Regions from separate parts of the Mus musculus genome. Here region 2 is linked to region 1. A link is a contact called in ENCODE Hi-C or POLR2A ChIA-PET data. All regions are on one chromosome and are shown on one strand. Each heading gives the region's core, a stretch centred on a gene start or an enhancer-like site at or near the end of the contact. The rest is flanking DNA. Distances are from core to core; before and after follow the strand shown.

Region 1 (6,611 bases), core at 1,512-4,011:
TTCTCCTTCTCCTTCTCCTTCTCTTCTCTTCTCTTCTCTTCTCTTCCTTTTTGTTTTGTTTGTTTGTTTGTTTGTTTGTTTGTTTTTTGAGACAGTCCTATATAGCCCAGGCTAGCCTCAAATTCATTTTGTAGCCAAGGATGACGCTAAACTTCTGATCCTCCTGCCTCTACCTTCCAAGTGCTGGGGTTACGGGGGCCGCAGTGGCCTGTTCTGTGCAGTACTGGAGACTGGACCCAGATCTATGCTTTCAAGTTAGGAAGCTTGTTGCTTAGAAGCCTTCCAGAGTTGGTACTTGTGCTGGCTAGATTCAGATTTATGTCAACTTGACAAGCTAAAGTCACCTGAAAGGAGGGAATCTCAATTGAGAAAATGCCTCAATGAAATCAGGCTGTAAGCAAACCTGTAGGCCCATTGTGGGTGGTACCAGCCCTGGGCTGGTAGTCCTGTAAGAAAGCAGGCTGAGCAAGCCGTGCCAGCAAGCTTCGATGGCTTCTGTATCAGCTCCTGCCTCCAGCCCCTGCCCTGTTTGAGATCCTGCCCTGACTTCTTCAGCGATGGACCATGATGTGGAAGTGTAAGCAAGATGAACTCTGTCCTCCTCGCCTTGCTTTGCTCCTGGTGTCTCGCTGCAATAATAGAAACCCTAACTGGGACAGAAACGGTACATACCTGCTCCCCTGGCCCTTGGTGCATAAATACACCATATGGGACCTGTGGGACTGCTCTCTGCCATTCAGCTGCCTTTGCCTGGCTTCAGACTTGTTCTGGGCTTGGCCACCTCTCTTCTGGTGTTGCCTGCTGGGGATGCTCTGCTGTGAGTGAGAGGTTGTGGGGGACAGCCGTGTTGGCTCCTCCAGTATCTGCCTTACTGAGGGACGGAGCCGTGTGTGTTTCCAGTCCCTTGGCTTCTCCTTTGGAACTCTGAGGGGCTGTGTCAACACAGAGGTATGAGACTGAGGTAGTCCTTCCCCACAGGGGAAGGGATGGGCAAATATGGCCATGGCCTTCTTTTTCTGTGCTTTAGAGTCCTCCTGTCTCAGCCTGTCTTCTGATATTACAGGCTGTTCCACACCAGATATCTGTGCTCTTCTGAGGCATAGTGGGCTACCGTATGATTCTTTTACTTGTTTGCTTGTTCGTTTTAATAGACTGGCCTCAAACTTCCTCTATAACCATGGGTGACCTTGAACTCCTGCCTCAACTTCCCAGTGTTGGGAGTGTAGGTCTGCAGCCCACAACCCGTTCCAAGAAGATTATTTTTCATTTCTTGTGAGATAATTCATCTATCTTTTTTTATGGCCTGGTTGGAGGTTCATTTACTGTTTTGACTGGGCTACACTTCCCTCTCCACAGTCTAGTTGTGTGTGTGTGTGTGTGTGTGTGTGTGTGTGTGTGTGTGTGTGTGTGTTCACTCACATGAACAGCCACCTCTCTGTCTTCATAAGCTGGCTCTATATGGGGAAGTCCTTTGCCAACCACACTCAGTACTCACTGTGGCCTCACAGCACATTTCTGGAAATGTATCTTTGCCTGAGCATGCACACACGGCCTCGCCATCAGAGGAGCTGCTCTGTTCCCTGTAGGAACTTGCTCACCTTCTCCCTCTGGGAGACTAAGCAGGTGCTGTCAGAAGCCAGTCCCTCAGGATCCAGAACACACCAGGTGGGGCAGAAAGCAGCCCCCTGAACATTGGCCTAAGGCTGGCATGGTGGCTCTGCCTCCCACCCTTCTGTTTCCCTCCCATAGGGGTGGGTGGACAACATCGCCAGCAAGTGGATGCCACCAGGTAGAACTTGCAGGGAAAGCAGCTAGACTTCCTGTGACATTGCTTGTGGCCAAGGCCACATGAAGTCCATGCTAACTCCAGCGATTCAAGAAAGTTTCCATTTCTGTGCATTTGACTTTGGCTTACAGCTCAGCTCTGGAGCGATCCATGGCGCAATCTAGCGGGGAGCTGAAGGCTTCTAAACCAAAGGCTTCAGAAAGGGATCAATACAATCAAGGTCAAATGTTGGGCTCAGGGGTGGTAAGGACTGTGGCTCCCTGGGACACTTTCCCAGTGTGGCCAATAGGAGGCGCTCAGGGGTTGTCTTTTAGCCAGTAGCCCCAGTAGTACCAGAAATAGTATCCAGAGGGCAGGTATGATATCAGGAGGGTCAGGTTCTTGTATTTCAAACACCTTAATTCAAATCCTGTGTTAAGCCTCTATTGGAGAGAAAGTTTACATAGGGGAAGTCTGAGGTAAAGGGAAGGGCAGAAGTAACAGGGCAGACCTGTACTTCAGAGCTTTCGCTGAGGCACCTCCTTCCACACACACTATCACGCCATCATCGTGGCACTGGGCTAGGAGGGAAGCGACAGACCAGACTCCAGGTTGGAGAGCAGACAGTGTGTATCTGGTGGTATGGGAAGTGCGGCAAAGGCTCTCCAAGTGTGTGTGTGTAGCTCGCTCCCCTGCAAAGGAACATAGCCCAGTTGCAGGTTTGCACTTTGAGACCCTAATGTCTGTCAGAGGGCTGGCTACACTACCCACCACTTTCTCCCACATCAAGAGACACAGTTATCAATAAGACACATTATCAATAAGGCACAGGAATGGGGGAGGGGATACACACACACAAAAAATATTAATGTAGAATTAATTAAGGCTAATTTTGGACATGGAATTCAAATTACTTTTGTTGCGAAAATATTTTGGCAGCCAGGCATGGTTATGCTAGTGACAAACTGTTTTCTGATAGCCCTGTCACCCCTCAGCAGAAAGCCTGAAGCCTCAAGCTGAGATAACACCAGAACCCGGAACAGGAAGTCCTTAGAATCTGACTGCTGTTGCCATGGTACCCACAACTACCCCCAGGAAGCCAAAGGCAGGCTCCCCCAGCAAAGCATCGCCGTAGGAGAAGGGGTGAGCCCCAGGTGTCATGAGAGCGTTCAAGATTCAGGCTCAGAAGGTGCCCAGCCTCCAACTCTCCCTTGGTTCCGAGACCAGTGCAACCAGCACCCCTCTGCTTCACTCTCAACCTCTGTGACCGTCCCCGTGGGCAGCAGGACTGCAGAACTGTAAGTGGGACTGGTACCTCATCCACAGCCGAGACCAAGGGGTCACCCAGTGATGGGAGCTGTTTGCACATAGCTCCACCAGGGCAAGGAGGCATTTCAGAGGTTCCTGGCTGGGAGCTGAAGGAGGGTCACAGACAGCTTCCTCACCAGAGGACCAAGGGAGCAACAACTAAAGCCCACAGAGGGCACAGCTCCCAGTGAGACAAAAATAAAAATACATTTCAGTGCTACTAAGATACTCCTGGGGTTCAAGGTCAGCCAGGAAGACTCTTGTGTAAAAGAAACAGGAGCTAGAGCCAGGCATGGTGGCGTAGGCCTTTAATCCCAGCACTCGGGAGGCAGAGGCAGGTGGATTTCTGAGTTCGAGGCCAGCCTGGTCTACAAAGTGAGTTCTTCTCTACATAGAGAAACCCTGTCTCAGAAAAAAAGGAAGAAAGGAAAGAAAGAAAGAAAGGAAAGAAAGAAAGAAAGAAAGGAAAGAAAGGAAAGAAAGAAAGAAAGGAAAGAAAGAAAGAAAGAAAGGAAAGAAAGGAAGGAAGGAAGGAAAGAAAGAAAGAAAGAAAGAAAGAAAGAAAGAAAGAAAGAAAGAAAGAAAGAAAGAAAGAAAGAAAGAAAGAAAGAAAGAAAGAAAGAAAAGAAAGAAAGAGGAGCTAGGCAGCCACCTCTGAACTGAAATGACCTTTTTTTCTATGGAGGGCCCTGGCAGGAACATTTCTTCATATGCTGACCAGCTCTGTATGAAGTCTGCCTGGAACCCACTCCTCTCTCCTTAGAAGCTTCTGGGCCACGATGAAGATGCAGAGCTCATATGTGGAAAGTTGGCCAAGGGTTTTAGCTGGAGAGGTGCAGGGTCCCTCTGACTTCTGTGTGAAAAACAGGTCAGAGAAGCAGCTATGATTCCAGCCATGAACAAAAGTATGTGTGTGTGGAGGGGGCAGTGTGTGTGTGTGTGTGTGTGTGTGTGTGTGTGTGTGTGTGTGTGGTGTGTGCTATGTGCTGTGTGGTGTGGTGTGTGTGTGCTATGTGCTGTGTGTGTGTGTGTGAGATGTGCAGTGTGGTGTGTGGTATGTGTGTGTATGTGTGCTGTGTAGTGGTGTGTATGTGTTTTGTGTGCTGTGTAGTGTGGTCGTGTGTGTGTGTGTATGTGTGTGTTGTGTAGTGTGGTGTAGTGTGTATGTGTGTGTGTGTGTGTGTATGTATGTATTTAGTGTGGTGTATTATGTGTATGTGTGTGTGTTTGTGTATTTAGTGTGGTATGTAGTGTGTATGTGTGTGTGTGTTTGTGTATTTAGTGTGGTGTATAGTGTGTATGTGTGTGTCTGTGTGTCTGTGTATTTAGTGTGGTGTGTGTGTATGTATGTTTATGTATTTAGTGTGGTGTGATGTGTGTGTGTGGTATGTGCTGTGTAGTGTGGTATGTAGTGTGTGTGTTTGTGTATTTAGTGTGGTGTGATGTGTGTGTGTGGTGTGTGCTGTATAGTGTGGTATGTAGTGTGTGTTTGTGTATTTAGTGTGGTGTGGTGTGTAGTGTGTGTGTGTGTGTGTGTTTGTGTATTTAGTGTGGTGTGGTGTGTAGTGTGTGTGTGTGTGTTTGTGTATTTAGTGTGGTATGGTGTGTAGTGTGGTGTGTAGTGTATGTGTGTGTGTGTTTGTGTATTTAGTGTGGTGTGTAGTGTAGTATGGTGTGTAGTGTGTGTGTGTGTTTGTGTATTTAGTGTGGTGTGGTGTGTAGTGTGGTGTGTATTGTGTATGTGTGTGCATGTTTGTGTATTTAGTGTGGTGTGTAGTGTGGTGTGTGGTGTGTGTGTGTTTGTGTATTTAGTGTGGTGTGTAGTGTTTGTGTTTTTGTGTGTGTGTGTGTGTGTGTGTGTGTGTGTGTGTGTGTGTATAGTGTGATGTGGTGTGTAGTGTAGTGGGGGTGACTGTGCTTGAGCAAAACCTCCTGGAGATGGAGTGCAGGGAACTGATTCATCCTCATGACATCCTCTGACAGAAACAGCCCTTGGTGCTTGTACCTCAGTCCCTGTATTGGGTCCTGGTTTTCCTGGTGTCCTCACCCATCAGCATCTCTCAGTCAGTCCTACCGTCCTCTTCCTATTAACTGTTTTTGGCATACCATTAATCAGATTGGTTTCTGTCGCTTATAACCAAGTCATCCTAACTGCATTCAGATCCAGCAGGAAAATGGATGCCCCGCCAGCCCTCTCTCCTGGCCTTTAAGCCACAGTAATCATAATCCCACTGGACACTACATCCCTGTCCAGCCCTGGCTAACTGATAAAGCCACCCATACAGTCTCCTGATCCAAATAAAGAATACATGCTCACCCTACTTGAGGACATACATTGATCTTCATCCTCTCGATAATGTGAGAAGGCATATCTTCTTGCTCCTCTACCTAAGCTACTCTTCCAAAATCATGGCATAGATTGATCTATCTGTCTGTCCATCCATCCATCCATCCATCCATCCATCCATCCATCCATCCATCCATCCCAGGCTAGAGCTCTTGTGTAGTATGAGACACTACATCCAAGTACAGAACAAACAAATACTTAGCCATCCTCTGGCTTTGACACGTGACCCACATTTGAGGCTTTCTCATGATTCCTTTTATGGTAAACTACGAACTCTTTAGGTCAGCCTCCTCTACAGTATTCTGATGGGATGCTTTAGAGACATACGAAAGTGTCATCTTCAGCTCTTTGTCTTCCAGGTGCTCATCACTGTCCTGCTGTGTCATCTCCACTGTCATTCATGAAAATGTTGAATTCAGTAAGTGGATCCTTTCGCAAGAAGGCCGGTGACAGCAGGTCTAGAGAGGTAGTTATACATGCAAAAACCACAGTTCTCAACTCAAGCTGGGGAAGGGATGGTTTATTCTGGAGCCAAATATAAGTGATCGTGCCTCAGGAATGCACATTTAGGTTACTCTGAGTTCCATTCTCTAACATGGTAGAGAATGCCTCCGTAGCATTGTATACTAACAGATCACTATCGGATGTGTCGGTGGGAAATCTCTGCTACAGATGGGATGTTAACTGATGACATTTTGAGTTTTTAGGCTGTTAATATATTGGGAAATCGTTTCACCTGATAGTCACAAGGGTGTGTCAGACACAGAGGCAGGCAAGGAACGGCCTGTGAGAATACTGAAGCTAACCCAAGATAATTTTGCTCGAGACCTGCAACATTCCATAGTCACTGAAATCCTAATCACTTGATCAGCCTCATAGACGTGTCTTTCTATGGAAGCTTTCATTCCTATGGCTCAGTCAATAAAGTGCTTTGCCATTCGAGACTGAGGGCTTGAGTTTAATCTCCCAGCATCCATAGAAAACTTGAGTGTGGGTGGAGCACCTCAGTGTTGGGGGTGGAAAAAAAAACCTAGAGAATCCTGGGGCTTTCTATACAGCTATTTTTGCTGAATTGATGAGCTCTGTGTTCAGTGAGAGCCCTAATTCAAAAAATGAAAGGGTGATAAAGATATCCAATGTCAACCTCTGAACACACACACACACACACACACACACACACACACACTGGTC
Region 2 (6,611 bases), core at 1,653-4,152, 210 kb after region 1:
GTCTCATCCGAGGAGGAGGTAAAAGTGGGTTTAGCTACTCACAGTGGTCTCAGAACTAAATCATCTCACTGTGGCGCATCCCGAGCTTTGTGAAAATGGTCCAGATCCATTTTCTCAGTTAAATATTAGGTGATCAGAGACAAAGCCTGGGGAAGGCCCCTGCCAGCTGCTTCTACAATGCTTTGAAATCTGGGCAGAGACGATGATTGGGCGGTGGTGTGATACAGAGCCAACCTTTCCCTTTCTGTTCCGTTTCAGTATGGAAATTCCGGAGGCCCGTTAGTAAACCTGGTAAGGCTTTCCAGTATCTGTGCTGGGTTTGTTTCGTCTGTGGGCATGTCTTTGCTTTCTCTTTGCATGTGAGCTTGTCAGAACAAGCAGTCAGCTTTATAGTCAGCTATGTGAATGCCCTGTTCCTTTGCACCTTACCCCACCAGCCCTTTCTGGAAGCAGTAAGGTTAGAGGACTCTTCTTGTGTTTCAAGCCACAGGTGGATGCCATGGAGTTCAAGCCCAGTCTAGGCAGAAAGGGGACTGAAAGTCCCCACAGTACTGCCAGCTGCAGAAAGGTACCTTCAGCCTTGAGGGTTGCTGAGCGGAGATGAGCTGGCCTGGCTCGGATCCATGCCAGAACTCTCCCTGAATGCCTGTGGGTATGACGGGGAACCACCTGTTTGCTCACAGATGTCTCACTTAACCTAGACTTCAGCACTTCAGTATAAGGTTGAAGGCTTCAGGTCACAGAATGCCAGCGCTTGGGGGTTGTTTGAGAGAGTATCAAGTAGAGGCCACCCAATGGTACCGTCCTGCTGGATCCCTTGGTGTCAGGAATGGACATGTACAAAGCACACCAGGAACAATGTATACTGAAAGTTCTCAGAGTCCTTTTGTCAGCACAGCATCAGGTCACCAGAAACTTCTTAGGGAAGGGACACAGCTTTACTTGTCCCTGCCATACCTTGGGGAAGCTGTTAGGAGTGAGGCCTGTGGCTCAAGCCAGCATCTAGAGTCATTGGAAACAGGAGAGGAAGGAAGGATGGATAGTTACCTTAGCAACTCAGACATCCCTTCCCATGAAAAGAGAAAATATTGTGGAGTTTGAAATCATCCATCTATGCAATAAGGCAACCATTTAGCTTCTACCTGGAGCTTCTTGTTCCCTTCAAAGCTGAATGTGGGTGGCACTACCCAGGTGCCCTAATGTCTCTCCTCGTTATTTCTAGTCCTTCTCCTTCCAGCCCTTCTGATTCTCAGACACAGCTCAAATACTTCCCTCGCTCATATGTCTGTGTATATGAGCATTTGCATGTTTGTGGCCCCAAGTGTGTGTGTGTTCATTGGAGGGAGAGGGTGTTGCTGTGCACATGTGTGTATTTGTGCCTGTGGAGGCCCGGGGTTGATGGAGGACCATCTTCATTCGCCTTTCCCCTTAGTCAGTGAGGCAGGGTCTCTCAGTTGAATCCAGAGCTAGGTGCTACTACAGCTGGCTGCTCCAGCCAGCTTTCTCTCGGGGATCTCGCCTCTACCTCTGAGGCTGGAATTACTGCCAGGTCACCACACACACACACACACACACACACACACACACACACACACACACACACACGTGCTTTTATTTGCACGGCAGACACTTTAACCACGTTGCCGTCTTCCCGGCCCACGCTTCTTTTTTATTACTATTTTAATTGTACGCATTTGTGGGTAGAGCCTGGGATGACCAGTCAAGATAGCATCTTTCTCTCAACCTGTTTTTGAAACTCGGCTTCAAACTGTAGCTCAGGCTTGCCAGGATCTCACGGTGATCCTATCTCAGCTACTCCAGAATGCAGGTGCCCTAACGCCTCTCACCACACCTGGCAACACATTTCCAAGTCACCCGTCCTATAGATTTTTCTGCCCTCTTCCAGCCTGTGCCAGCCTCTGACCCTCCTGGAGTTAGTGAGCTGTGTCCCTTGCTTTTTCAGGATGGCGAGGTGATTGGGATTAACACCTTGAAGGTGACGGCGGGCATCTCCTTCGCAATTCCATCCGATAAGATAAAAAAGTTCTTGACAGAGTCCCACGATCGACAGGCCAAAGGTAACTAGAGCAGGGCATTCCGGAGACCTTGGCAGGTTTACACCAGAGGCATAGCTGCCCTTAAGGAATTGGGAGAAGGGAAGATGACAGTTGTGAAGATCAGGCCTTTCAAGCTGAGAATAAATGTTTCCAGGGTGGCGGTGGTGGCGGCGGTGGTGGTTGTGGTGGTGGTGGTTGAACAAAGGGATTCTCATTCCGGACACCCATAGAACACACACAGGGTCATGCCACAGGTTTTGAGTATTTTTTAAAGTGAGAGACATTCCTCACTGTAGATCTGGAACCCAGGCCAGGACTGAACTACAGTTTTTGGGTGCCTTCCCCCCTTCCCCCCTCCCTCCCCGTGGCTCATGCTATAAGGTGGAGCTTTAGAGCTCTGGCTCCTGTCTCCCCACACTCCGGAGGACTGTGCTGACTTACTTTTTTTTTTCCCCCTCTTTCTTGGTCCCTTTGTTGTCACACCAGGGAAAGCTGTCACCAAGAAGAAGTATATTGGGATCCGAATGATGTCGCTCACATCTAGGTGGGTAAACAGGACACATAACTTTGTAAAGACAAATGACCTGTATGTATGTACACTTGGGCTTCACAAGGCTTTGTGGGCATTCTTGAAGAGAAACTATTTCTTTCCTTCAGTCATCACACTGGGGAAGGGGAGGTGTGTGGCCTTGGGCCTCTTTGTGTTGGCAGGTCTGATTCCACCCCTCCCAAGACTCCGCCCTCCTCCCTGAAGGCAGGCCTGAGCATCAGAAGGCTCACTAGCAGGCACACTTTTGTGCCTGCCTCTCTCCACTTATTCTGTTGAAACTCACATTCCAGGAATGCCTCACTGCCCGCCCCAGTGCCCGCCCCAGCCTGGAGCACCGGACTCCCCTGCACACTGGTGTGAGGGTGTGGCTGCAAGAAAGCAGGGGTGGGTCCTGCCTTAGGGTACTGATGACTGATGGACTTGTTTTCCTGAGTGCAGAAGTTGCTGCTTGGGATTGCCAGGCTCATGACATACGGAAGAGGTTCGGGGTGGATGGGGGTGGGGGTGAGGGTACCTTCATGAAGTACAGGAAACAGAATTGACTAGCAAGTCTGAATATCTGAGTCATTCGAGAGGAGGATGTGTTGATAGCGCTGTTTTATTCAATTGTCAAAATATTAAGACATTCCACACAGGTTATGAACAATGGTGCTTTTCTTAGTGTTGCCAAGGATGGGATGGCATGCTGAGATGGAAGTCACACCTCTTGTCTTTGGAAGCTAGGCTATGGAGTCACCTTCCTGGGTCGTTCCCTTAAGCTCTTGTACATCTCAGCTTACTGGGTGCTCAGCACCGTCCCCTTCAGGATGAGGTTAGCAGTGTAGGTGTGCCCACTGTATAGCCATGTACAGCTCAGCTGTGGTGGTGACAACCAACCACAGCAGCAGTCCTGTGCTGTTGCTTAAAGTAGTTCCTTACTATTATTTGGAGTCCTGTTGATGCTGGTAGGCAGGCCATTTTAAAGCAGAGTCAGGGGCTAGGGAGCTGGTTCAGTGGGAAAAGTGCTTACTGTGCTAGTATGAGGATCTAAGTTCAAATCCCCAGGACCCGTGTAAAGCCAGGCAAAGAAGTAGGCGTCTATATTCCTAGTGCTTTCTCTGTGGAGACGGGAGGTAAACAGGAGATTCCCTGTCACAGGCCAGCTAGCCTAGTGTATGCAGCAGCAAACGAGACCCTGTCTCAAACAAGGTGCAAGGCAGGGACTGGAGGTGGTCCTCAGACCTCCATATAAATGTTGTGCTGTGCCAAAGCCTCTAGATGTGTCATGGTCAAGTAGGATCAGAAGACTTCAAGCTGAGTGCTGGCCTGAGAAGATTGTGGGAAGCTAATATTAACACAAGCACGTTTTCTCCCAAGCAGCAAAGCCAAAGAGCTGAAGGACCGTCACCGAGACTTCCCGGATGTGCTCTCTGGGGCATATATCATTGAAGTCATTCCTGACACCCCGGCAGAAGCGTGAGTGTGGAGTTCTCCCTCTTTTTCCTGATAACTGCGTGGTTTGTGGGTCAGGGGGCAGTGTCCTCTTTGTGCTGGCTCAGATGACCATGTGGGCCCTCACTTCCTATCAGCCAGGGCTCCTGACTGCCTTGGGCTCAGGGCTTGTCCACAGAAATATGCTTCTTCCCTTGGGTCGTCTCAGGGGTCATCCATATAGGAGGAGCACTCACTAATGGGCTCGCTGGGAATCCTTAGGAAGCCTGGCTGTAGAGAGAGCTTGATAGCGCAGATTGTCCCTTCACAGAGCCTTCTGTAGCTGTATTTGTGACTAGTGAAGTCGGAGATGCCAACACCTATAGGGAAACTGACCCCAATGACATCAAAACAGTAGAAGCAGCTGAGTTGGAACTTCGGCTTGTTTCCTGGACCCCCTGACATCTAGAGAGAAATAATGTGCTAAAGACCTGCACGTGACGCCCTACGGTCAGACCCGGCCTGATGCCTCTTTGTGAGCTGAGAAAAAAATCAGTTCTTGCATTATTTTTATGGTTGGGGAAAAACATCCAAATGACACTATTTTGTGATACTGTAAATTCTCTGAAGTGCAAATACGCACACATGTTTTATTAGACCACAGCTGTGTCCCCTGACAAGATGACATCTTGTCTGGAGCAATTTTTATGCTGCTGCAGCAGAATTGAATAGCTAAGACACGGAGACCAAATACTCTGCGAAGCTTAAGCTGTTTCCCATCTGGCCCTTTGTGGAAAAAGTCTGTAGACTTGTATTAGAACAAGTCGGACCTTGGTAGCATAGTGATCCTGTCACGTACGAACTAAGGTTCCAGCCACAGCACAGAGGAGTCATCTCTGAATAGAGGCATCCAACATTCCTGGAGGAATCGCTTTCTAAATTACAGTTCCATTCATGAGGAAATTGGCTGTGGTCATAGGATCTGGTGTTTCCTTGTCCCCTCTGAGGACAGTTGATCATAGTTCACACAGATTTCATAGGCATTTCTACAAGGGACATTATTGATTTGGTCTTAAAAAATAATCTCGACAGGAAATGCCATCTTCTCTGCTTGAAGTCATTTCCGTCCGAGGTCTTACCACCATTTCCTATAGCCCCCATTTGTTCTGGACCTTTGGGTTCTAAGCTGTGCCTTTCTCCATGACTGCGAGGAATGGAAAGGGTTAACAGTGTGTTTCCCTTTGCGTTTCAGCGGAGGGCTCAAGGAAAATGACGTCATCATCAGCATCAACGGACAGTCTGTGGTCACTGCCAATGACGTCAGCGATGTCATCAAAAAGGAGAACACCCTGAACATGGTTGTCCGCAGGGGCAATGAAGACATTGTGATTACCGTGATTCCTGAAGAAATCGACCCCTAGGCAGAGGCAGGAGCCAGACTTCATGTTTCCCTCAAAGACTCCAGGGGATGGCGCATGAGAACTGAGCTGGTGACGCAGGACACCCGGGACCTTTGTCCAACATTTTGCTTGTTCAGGGAACACCCCTGCCGACAGAATCCTTCTTGATAGTTTGCGGGCAAAACAAATGTAATGTTGCAGGTGCACAGGCAGAAGTCCTGCCTTCTGTATGCTATGTATGCAGCGTGCTTTTCCTTACAAGCTTGGGCTGTTCCTGCTTACACAGTCAACATTTGTCCCTTCCCTTAGCCTAAGTTGTCTGACTAATGCAGTTGACGGATGCGTAGGCAAGAGGAAGGTCCTCGCAGCCATGGTCTTGGGCGTGTTTACACTTTTCCTCCGAGTCGGCACTCAGAGGAATTTGATGCCCCGAGACCACAGGTGGGTGACCCTGGCTTCTGAGATGGCCAAAAATGCCTCTTAGGAATCCTGGAACCCGGAGTACAGTGACTTTGAGTTTCAGCTATTAAAATACTTCTTCATACGTAGATTTTGGCGTGCTTCTTTTATCAGCTGGCTGTCGTCATTTTGAAATGGCTTAAAGTTGGTGAACTCCTTATTCAGCTACATTGTTCTCAGCCCTATGACTTACTTCAAAATCCCGCTCTGGGCTTTGCCTGTGTTATACAACCCTGTTTGGCCACCCTGGGTCACTGAATGGACAGTTCTGCTTTTCTCTGGAGCTCATCAAAGTAAGGAGAGTGTGCGTAGATCTCATACATCATGCAATCCGTCAACAGTGATTTCCTGGACCTCTGCTCTGTGCCAAAAGGCCTTGCATCTGTCCTGCTGTGGGCCAAGCATGGGGGACAGCCAGAGCAGGAGTGATGCAAGCTATCTGCTCTCTGGGCTCCTAGTAGTCAATCAGATCTCCTGAAAGACAGCCAGTTTAGACTAGGACACAGGAATGGCCTGATCTAAATCCACATAATGCACAGGGTTGAGGCAAACTCACTTATCCTGGGTCTAAAATAAGAGCAAGCCCTCCATCCTTCAGAGTTTGGACCTAGCTCCTTCAGCCTGCCTTCCCACAAGTGTAGTCTGCACAGCTTCGGGTTTCTTTCTCTCTGGGAAAACTTTACAAGACCCCAGACAGCTACACTCAAGCAAATCATTGTGTGACCTTAACTTGAG

What was found. A loop is a pair of places that touch in the nucleus more often than their neighbours do. ChIA-PET counts read pairs that join two places held with the same protein, here RNA polymerase II (POLR2A).
Region 2: a map of Patski shows a loop between it and region 1 (2.5-fold over the local background). The contact joins the enhancer-like site here to the promoter of Btbd16 in region 1. A Hi-C loop is called at or near these places in 1 of 37 maps with a recorded cell type or tissue (Patski). POLR2A ChIA-PET finds 5 or more read pairs at or near these places in 1 of 5 experiments (embryonic stem cell).

The regions. Positions count from the first base shown.
Region 1 is chr7:130,771,308-130,777,918 of GRCm38, forward strand. Btbd16 (BTB (POZ) domain containing 16) reads left to right here and starts at 2,762. Exons shown (of 16, transcript NM_001081038.2): 1 at 2,762-3,063; 2 at 5,780-5,886. The coding sequence starts at 5,821.
Region 2 is chr7:130,979,694-130,986,304 of GRCm38, forward strand. Htra1 (HtrA serine peptidase 1) reads left to right here. Exons shown (of 9, transcript NM_019564.3): 5 at 259-291; 6 at 1,964-2,078; 7 at 2,544-2,601; 8 at 3,967-4,062; 9 at 5,270-5,965. The coding sequence ends at 5,438. Among named protein-coding and RNA genes, the nearest start is that of Htra1, 47 kb to the left of the region's middle. Within about 2 kb of position 2,903, at least 1 of the 3 ENCODE cell types and tissues checked has a DNase peak (open chromatin) inside an H3K27ac peak, as active enhancers do.